Linked DNA regions of Homo sapiens: region 2 is linked to region 1. Evidence: read pairs that join two places in POLR2A ChIA-PET (ENCODE). Cell type or tissue: Caco-2. All regions are shown on one strand. Each heading gives the region's core, and the rest is flanking DNA. Links, peaks and the distances in the headings are about the cores only.

Region 1 (4,404 bases), core at 268-4,267:
TACCCACCTTTAAAAATTGCTATTTACTTAATTAATTTACAGATACTTTGCTCATGATATATGAGTCCTCTCTAAACAAAGGAAGGTGGTAAACCCCAAGACAAATACACATTCCCACCATTTGTGGAGGAGTTGCAGGGAGGAATGCTTGGTGGTTTCGAATATTTTATCCCCTTTTCCAACCATCGAGAATTTCTATCAGGACCCATAGTCCTAGATTACCGCCACAATAGCATCATTAACATTTTTAAAGCATGACTATTTCTATATGAGTCTTCCCTTCTTAGACAAAAAGGCATTAAAGGCTTGTATTTCCCTATTTTCTTACATTCAAGCACTATCCTATCACAATTAAACTTATTGGCTTATTCCTAAGAGCCTTCATGTTTGTATTCTTGGAGCATTAAACTGCCGTTAAATTTGGGAGGTATTAAGTTAGTAAGGGATTGGCTTACGAACCACTTCAGAAGTAGCCTTCAGAAAGGTATTTATTGCCAGGCATGGTGGCTCAGACCTGTAATTCCAACACTTTGGGAGGCTGGAGGATCACTTGAGCCTAGGGTTTCAAGATCAGCCTCTGCAACATAGCGAGACCTCGTCTCTACTAAAAATAAAAATTAAAAAATTACCTGGACTTGATGTCATGCACCTGCAGTCCCAGCTATTCAGGAGAGTGAGGTGGGAGGATCATGCGAGCCTGGCAGTCTGAGGTTGCAGTGAGCCATGATGGCACCACTGCACTCCAACCTGGGTGACAGAGTGAGAGCCTGTCTCAAAAAAAAAAAAAAAAAAAGAAAGAAAGAAAGAAAGAAACGAAAAGAAAAGCACTTATTACCAGGAAAAAGGGTAGGGGATATGCGGCATTTTGTTAGTAAAAGAGTCACTGAAAAAAAATCTGCGAACCACTGTTTCAAGGGAAGCTTGTACTTATTCACCCATTGAACTTTGTCATCTTCTGATGGGTGTGGTAGGCTTACTCATAAAGAAAAGAAAGACTCCTAGAAATTTCTCTATTCTTATCTTGAATTCTGGTTGTTCCTGCAATACAGAGCTAGTATTTAATTATTTGGTCTACTTTCTTTGTGTACTACAAATTCTGTAATATTGGGAACATTAACCAATTCAGTAAGAGTTGAAGGAAGAGAGAATACAGAGCTAGTATTTAATTATTTGGTCTACTTTCTTTGTGTACTACAAATTCTGTAATATTGGGAACATTAACCAATTCAGTAAGAGTTGAAGGAAGAGAGGGGACTTTACATATATACATACATATATATATATATATATATATATATATATATATATAGCCTTTGAAAGATTGCCAAAGGAGGGCAAAACAGTTTGGATACAGTCTCAATAAGCTTATCATATTTTAAATCTGCCTAAGAGCTTACGTGTAAACCTCAAGTTAAACAACAGTTGACATGCATGCATTCTGATAAAACTCGATTACCTAATACACTAAATTTCAGAACTGGTGGGAAAAAATAGATTTTTACTGGCAAAGTTATGTCTTTTTTTCAGCTGAAAATTAATACATGGAAGGATAATCTTAGGAAATGTCATTTGTTTTATATGCACGTATCTAACTCTAAAACAAACTTTATTGCTCCGTGTAATTATACAAATGCTGTATATGTATGTTGCTAAGTACTTAAAATCTTCATTGTAACTATAGTTGAACTTCTAATGAATACCCAGGGACAGCAAAGACATGTCTGAACAGGTAAATCAGTGCATAATTAAATGACATGCATGTCCTGTGTATTGCAATCTTTTAAAGCTCTGAGTACTTTCTATTACGCAATTTTTTAGAGCAGCTCTTTTTTTTTTTTTTACACAAACATGATAAGGACACAAAAGACTTATTTTCTTTTCCTCTGGCCACTGTGTTATGAGAACCTCATGTCTTACCACACCAACCCCCGCCCTTGACTGGATTGCCAGTAAAGACCAGATTTTTCCAAATATTATGTTCTAGCTGGATTTGCAACAATCATAAGTCAATCATTAGGAATCCTGTGCATATGGCAAACTTTTTTTTTTTTTTTTTTTTGAGACAGAGTCTTGCTCTGTCACCCAGGCTGTAGTGTAGTGGTGCAATCTCAGCTCACTGCAACCTCCGCCTCCCGGGTTCAAGCAATTCCCCTGCCTCAGCCTCCTATGTAGCTGGGACTATAGGTGCGTGCCACCATGCCCAGCTAATTTTTTCTATTTTAGTAGAGACGGAGTTTCACCACGTTGGCCAGGATGGTCTCGATCTCCTGACCCCGTGATCCACCCACCTCAGCCTCCCAAAGTGCTGGGATTACAGGCGTGAGCCACCTTGCCTAGCCGCGAAGTTTATTTTAATAGTATTTTGAACTGAAAATAAGCAAGCTTTTTTTTGTTTTCCCCAGACAGGGTCTTGCTCTGTCACCCAGGCTGGAGCACAATGGCACAATCATAGCTCACTATAACCTCGGACTCCTGGGCTCAAGGATCCTCCTATCTCTGCCTTCCAAGAGCTGGGACAACAGGTGAGTGCCACCACACCTGGCTAATTTTTTTTTTTTTTTTTTTTTGAGACAGAGTCTTGCTCTGTCATCAAGTTGGAGTGCAGTAGTACCATCTGGGCTCACTGTAACCTCCACCTCCCAGGTTTAAGTGATTCTCCTGCCTCAGCCTCCCGAGTAGCTGGGACTACAGGTGCGCACCACCACCCCAAGCTAATTTTTGTATTTTTAGTAGAGATGGGGTTTCACCGTGTTCGCCAGGATGGTCTCGATCTCTTGACCTCATGATCCGCCCACCTCGGCCTCCCAAAGTGCTGGGATTACAGGCGTGAGCCACTGCACCCAGCCTACCTGGTTAATTTTTTAAAAAATTTTTTTGTAGAGATGGAGATCTCACTATGTTGCCCAGGCTACTTGCCAACTCCTGGACTCAAACCATCTTCTCCCTTCATCCTCCCAAAATGCTGGGATTACAGATGTGAACAACCGTGCCCAACAGGAACATATTTAAAATTGTAATATCCAAAGAATACTACCATAGCTCAAGTTTGTTTTTATTCACATGTTCCACAGCATTCACTTTAAGTAAATATCCATTATTGTTTCCCAAATCCTTTTGGGGTCAGCAAATAATACTTTAAGAAAAAGTTTGTGGGGGAAAAAAGGAAATTTTAATTACTTTCCATGGGAAAGTTCCAAATGGAACAAAAGTGGTTCTTAGATATAATTTTACAAAACCCTTATAGCACGTTGAGGCTAAAGGCATTTATGCAATTACTAAGTCTACTGTATATGTGAGCAAACATGAGGGTAGAATAAGAATAGAGCTATTATGTTACTGTACCATTATTCTAGTGGTCTGCCTTTAATACCCAGAGACATCTTTGGAGAATGTCAAAATGTTCCCTTTATTATAACATTTTTTTCTTTCTTTTTCTTCTGATTAATAAGGTGGGTTGATAATATAAATTTTTAAATTTTTATTTTTATTTTTTGGAGACAGAGTCTCACTTTGTCACCCCGGCTGAAGTGCAGTGGCACAATCTCAGCTCACTGCAGTCTTGACCTCCCAGGCTCAAGCCATCCTCCTGCCTTAGCCCCACAAGTAGCTGGGACTATAGGCGTGTGCCACCATGCCTAGATAATTTTTGTATTTTTTGTAGAGACAGGTTTTTGCCATGTTGCCCAGGCTGGTCTCGAACTCCTGAGCTCAAGTAATTCGCCCACCTTGGCGTCCCAGAGGGCTGGGATTACAGGCATGAGCCCCACGCCGGGCCTATAACTTTTTAAAATTGTTATATCTAGTTCTTTGCTAGAGAAATTTTATTTTGATAAATGAGTTAATAATTATAATTTAATTATAATACAGAAAAGGTTTCAGTGGTATCCAAAAGGAAAGATTTGACTGATATATGAATGTGCTCGCTTCTGAAATAGAAGCAACAAGAAAATATAATCATTTTAACTAAGGCCAGACAATTGAGGCAAAGTATACGACCAATGGAATTGCCATTCAAGCATGGCAGGTATTTTGTTCCAGCATTCCCCATTTTCAGGTTAATCTTCAAATTTTTTTCCCCAAATGATTTCTCAGGGCTACGTGTCCCCTGCTTTGAAACAGCATGCTGTTGTTTCCATAACATGAAGTCTATTCTCTAGGGTGGCCAGATCTCAGCTGAGGGCAAATCATTCTCAGAATCATTGCTCTGTTCCCATGACCTGGACCTGATTAAACAAATTACAGTGGCAAGCCCAGAAGTATTCCTCCAACCAGTTAGGCAGAAACTTGGGACCTAAGCAAGAGACAAGGCACAGAGGAGAGCAACAAGGTGCAGCTAACTTTTTTTCTGGCAAGAATAAGAAAAGAAGATGGACACTGCAAACAAGGGCAGAATTCTATAAACCT
Region 2 (4,404 bases), core at 300-4,299, 170 kb after region 1:
TGGCGAGCATGGTGGGGATTCTTAGTGTCTTGAGTCATGGCTAGAACTGGATCGTCTTGATACCAACCCAGTGTTCCTTACATTGATCACAAATATGGGCAGTGGTCTTTATTTTTCCAAAACCCCACTCAGGGAGTCCAGTAACATTTTGTAGGTGGTTTTAATTATCTTAACATAGAACATTTGAGTAGTTTATTAAGGAACAGCTCAAAAAGAAAACACCATTTCGGATCATTTATAAATCTTTTGTGTTTGGGTGTAGATACCTATAAAGGATTCTATAAAATACAGCAGTGCCTTTTGAGGCCTAAAGAAATTGCTAACGCAGGAGGGAAATGCCATAACATGTACATTTCTATTAATTTTGTTGCTGGTTGCTGGGAATATTCTTAAATAAAGAATATTTATTCAAGAATAAATATTCTTATTCTGGGTGTGGTGGCTCACACCTGTAATCCCAGCACTTTGGGAGGCTGAGGCAGGCAGATCACTTGAGGTCAGAAGTTCGAGACCAGCCTGGCCAACATGGCAAAACCCCGTCTCTACTAAAATACAAAAATTAGTTGGGCATGGTGGCACATGCCTGTAATCCCAGCTAATCGGGATGCTGAGGCAGGAGAATCGCTTGAACCAGGGAGGCAGATGTTGCAGTGAACCAAGATTGCTCCACTGCACTCCAACCTGGGCAACAGAGTGAGACTCTGTCTCAAAAAAAAGAAAAAAAAAAAAAAAGGTGTGAATTGCAGTAAATGGAAATTGCTAGAAATGTGGAGATGGAAGAGGCACCACTAAGTACTTCATTTCTCACCTCCTTTCCTTTCCATGCACTCTTTTTTTTTTTTATTTTTAATTTTAGAGTGTGCACACAACTAAAAGAAAGAGGGTAAAATTAAGGGGGAAATTAATATATATTTTTCAAGTTAATAGTTATATTTTTTCTTGATTCATTTCCATATCTCAGGTAAAAGATAAGTCTACTTTCTCTGAAATTTGATAGCAACGTTCTATGTCAGGAATCACTTACCTTTTTTTCTTTTTCTTTTACAGAATCCTATATTTTTATTTAAAATGATCGTGTCATTTTCAATCAGGCAGCCCATCCAAACATGCGGACCTATTATTTCTGCACTGATACAGGAAAGGAAATGGAGTTGTGGATGAAAGCCATGTTAGATGCTGCCCTAGTACAGACAGAACCTGTGAAAAGGTAAAGGCTTGTAGAAAAAATGATGGTGATTTCCACTTCCATTTTATTCCATGCCTTGCAAGTATTTCACTGTCATAGTACATATCATTTTAATAGTCATGGTATGAAATCATTTTTTCCTCAGAAAGCAAGGATCAATTCCTGTTCTGAATTAAATTAATACACATTTTGTTAGTTTGCGATACCACCTACATTTTTATTCCACTTTTCTTCTTTTTCTTCTTTATTCATTTTCACCTATCGGTGTACTGGGGTGAATCCAGAATCCTAACATTCAAACTGAATGTTCTTTCTTCTTACAGAATTACCTTTAATTTCCGGTGAGTACGTTTTTAATTGTTACCTTAAAGCTACACAGATTTTTATCCTTTGAGATAGTGTTTTTAAGATTCTAAATCTTAGAAGAGAGTTTATTTTTATGAAGTTAATTTGTGTTTTTCTGTAATAGTGTGTTGATGTTTCTAAAGTGTGATGAATTACAGTAAGAAACTTTGATAGTTTCATTTTTTCAACATTTCTGATTAATTTTTATTGTTTTTGTAATGAATGTCTCCAGAAAATAGTTCGTCAAGCATTTAGATTGTTTCCAAATCCACTTCTTGGTGAATTGTACCTTTTTTATATTGAAACTCCACTACTCAGATTCCTTGATAATATAGATAAGTGCTGTTAAAATTGACCCATGTATTTTTCCCTGCTTGAAGATACGAATCATTTTAATATTCTTCAGTATAGCTAGTTAGAGGAAATCTGATTCTCAGACTACATAAATACAAGTAGTATAATGTGCTTTTTAAAAAATATATATTCCTGTAATTCGAAGAAAAAATTATGATGCAAGTTAATTTTTCTTCCAGTCAGTGACAGCTGAGCACATATCTTATGTAAGAAAGATGCTAATGTGCATCTTTTTTCCCTCTTCTTTTTTTTCCCTCTTCTCAGGAAATTAGGGATTGTTACAGTATACATCTAGTCCTTTGTTTTTCTTATTCTAGTGTGCATTTTAATAAAGTCTTGGCTTTTTGGCTAAAAGACTTAGGTTGATGCTGTGTATTTGTGCTATTTTTGTAAATATCAAGTCTAAATCAAGTTACCCAATCACTAGTAATTAGAGCTGGGGAAAAACTGAAAAGAAAAGAGGGTCTAGGATATAGCTCTAGGACATCTATTTTTAAGAAAAACCACTTTTGCCACATGCATATTGCAGGATGAGAGCAGATAGAAGGAAAATCTGTTTTTGGAATTGCATGTGTAAAAATTACCTGAGTAGCATAAAGATGAGGTGGTTAGCACTGATAACGAGAGAAAATGTGTAGGTGAAGAGAATTCATTTAAAATCTTCAGGCTGAGCATGGTGGCTCACACCTGTAATTCTAGCACTTTGGGAGGTTGAGGGATCACTTGAGCCCAGGATTTTGAGATCAGCCTGGGCAACATGATGAAACACCATCTGTACCAAAAATACAAAAATTAGCTGGGCGTAGTACCACACTCTTGTAGTCCCTGCTACTCAGGAGGCTGAAGCATGAGGATCACTTGAATCAGGAGGTTGAGGCTGCTGTGAGCTGTGACTGTGCCACTGCACTCCAGCCTAGACAACGGAGTGAGACCCTGTCAAAAAAAAATAAAAATAAAACTTCAATACTTTTAACTTCAAAGCAAAATTTTTAGGAAATTGTTTAGAATACAGAAATCTGTATAATAATTAAAATATTTATGTCCAAATAATTTCAATATTGTATATTATACTTTTCTCAGAATTTCAGCATGTTTCTACTTTATTTTATTAAATTTACCACTCTAAAAACTGATAATTACTCGTAATTTGGGATGATAAAGATGGCAATTATTTGGCTTGGCTTTTGGCAACCTGATAGTTCACTAGTTAGGTGCTTATACAGTTTTCAGCCGTCTTTGTTAGTGTAATCTACTCAGACAAGATTTATTAATACCACCTGCGTGCCCAGCTTAGAGTCCGTTATCCTGTAGAAATTATGTGTTTTCTTCTACTCCTAGTTGTTGGCATTTTTATCCCACTCTATTAGATTTAGTCATTCAAAGTGAAAGTAAGTATAGAGAGATTTTGTTTGCTTGGTTTTAAGCTAATGCACTCATTTTGCTGTATGGCTCAAATACTTAAAATATTTATCAGAGCTTATCACTGTAATACAACATCCAGTTTTTAACTTGAGAGTTCATTCTCCCTAACTTTATAAAGTATTTCACCTGTTCACGATAATGTCATAGTCTCCTAGTGTGCAGATCATTGATGGCCCAAAGAAAAAAAAATCTAAGTATAATATGGATTCTCTGAATAATTTTCATCTCTAAGCCCATTATTTTCATTTTATATATCTCAGTGTATTTTCTGCAATAACTTAAATGTCACTTTTTAAAATTAGATCACAAGTTTTATATTATTTATGGTACCTTAGCATACTTTTCTGAGTCAGCTTTGTTCCATTTAGAGAAAAGTCATCATATGTGTCTTTTTGACTACTTTTTCAATGATAAATCTTGGGGAAAAAGAAAAAAAACCCACCACAGTTTTAATTTAAAATAATAGCTTTAGGCTGAGCACGGTGGCTCACGCTTGTAACCCCAATAATGTAGGAGGCCAAGGTGGGAGGATTGCTTGAGCCCAGGAGTTCAAGACCAACCTAGGTGACCAGTGAGACCCCGTCTCTAAAAAAATTTAAAAATTAGCTAGGTGTGGTGGCGTGTACCTATAGTCCCGGCTGCTCGGGAGGCTGAGAGGGAAGGATCACTTGAGCCCAGAAAGTTGAGGTTGCAGAGAGCCAAGATCACGTCACTGCACTCCCCCCTGGGTTATACGGCAAGAGACCTTATCTCAAATAATAATGATAATAATCATGATGACAGTAATAATAATAGCTTTAGATAGACTACAGTAAATATGTTTTAAAAATCTTTTCAGTTATTTTATGTTTAATGTTAAAATTCCTACCCTCCCAAATAGCAAGGGATACATATGCTTTTAGTGTAAATGTTCTATGCCTTCTTTGTTGTTCTTGTTTTGAGATGGAGTCTCGCTCTGTCGCCCAGGCTGGAGTGCAGTGGCACGATCTCAGCTCACTCCAAACTCTGCCTCTCAGGTTCAAGCAATTCTCCTGCCTCAGCCTCCCGAGTAGGTGGGATTACAGATGTCCTCCACCAAGCCAGCTAATTTTTTTTTT

What was found. ChIA-PET counts read pairs that join two places held together with the same protein. Peaks named below come from ENCODE experiments on the same cell type or tissue, not always from the same donor. Only the 100,000 strongest peaks of a DNase experiment are listed, where the experiment ranks them.
Region 2: POLR2A ChIA-PET joins it to region 1 with 5 read pairs; 2 of 35 experiments call an interaction of 5 or more read pairs at or near these places.

The regions. Positions count from the first base shown.
Region 1 is chr12:19,095,359-19,099,762 of GRCh38, forward strand. No RefSeq gene overlaps it. Among named protein-coding and RNA genes, the nearest start is that of PLEKHA5, 32 kb to the right of the region's middle. In Caco-2, for the core only: no CTCF peak of the experiment used is centred there; a DNase peak (open chromatin) is centred at 1,933; H3K4me3 peaks cover 219 bases.
Region 2 is chr12:19,268,679-19,273,082 of GRCh38, forward strand. It overlaps PLEKHA5 (pleckstrin homology domain containing A5), which reads left to right. Exons shown (of 32, transcript NM_001256470.2): 9 at 1,092-1,207; 10 at 1,510-1,527. Among named protein-coding and RNA genes, the nearest start is that of PLEKHA5, 140 kb to the left of the region's middle. In Caco-2, for the core only: no CTCF peak of the experiment used is centred there; no DNase peak of the experiment used is centred there.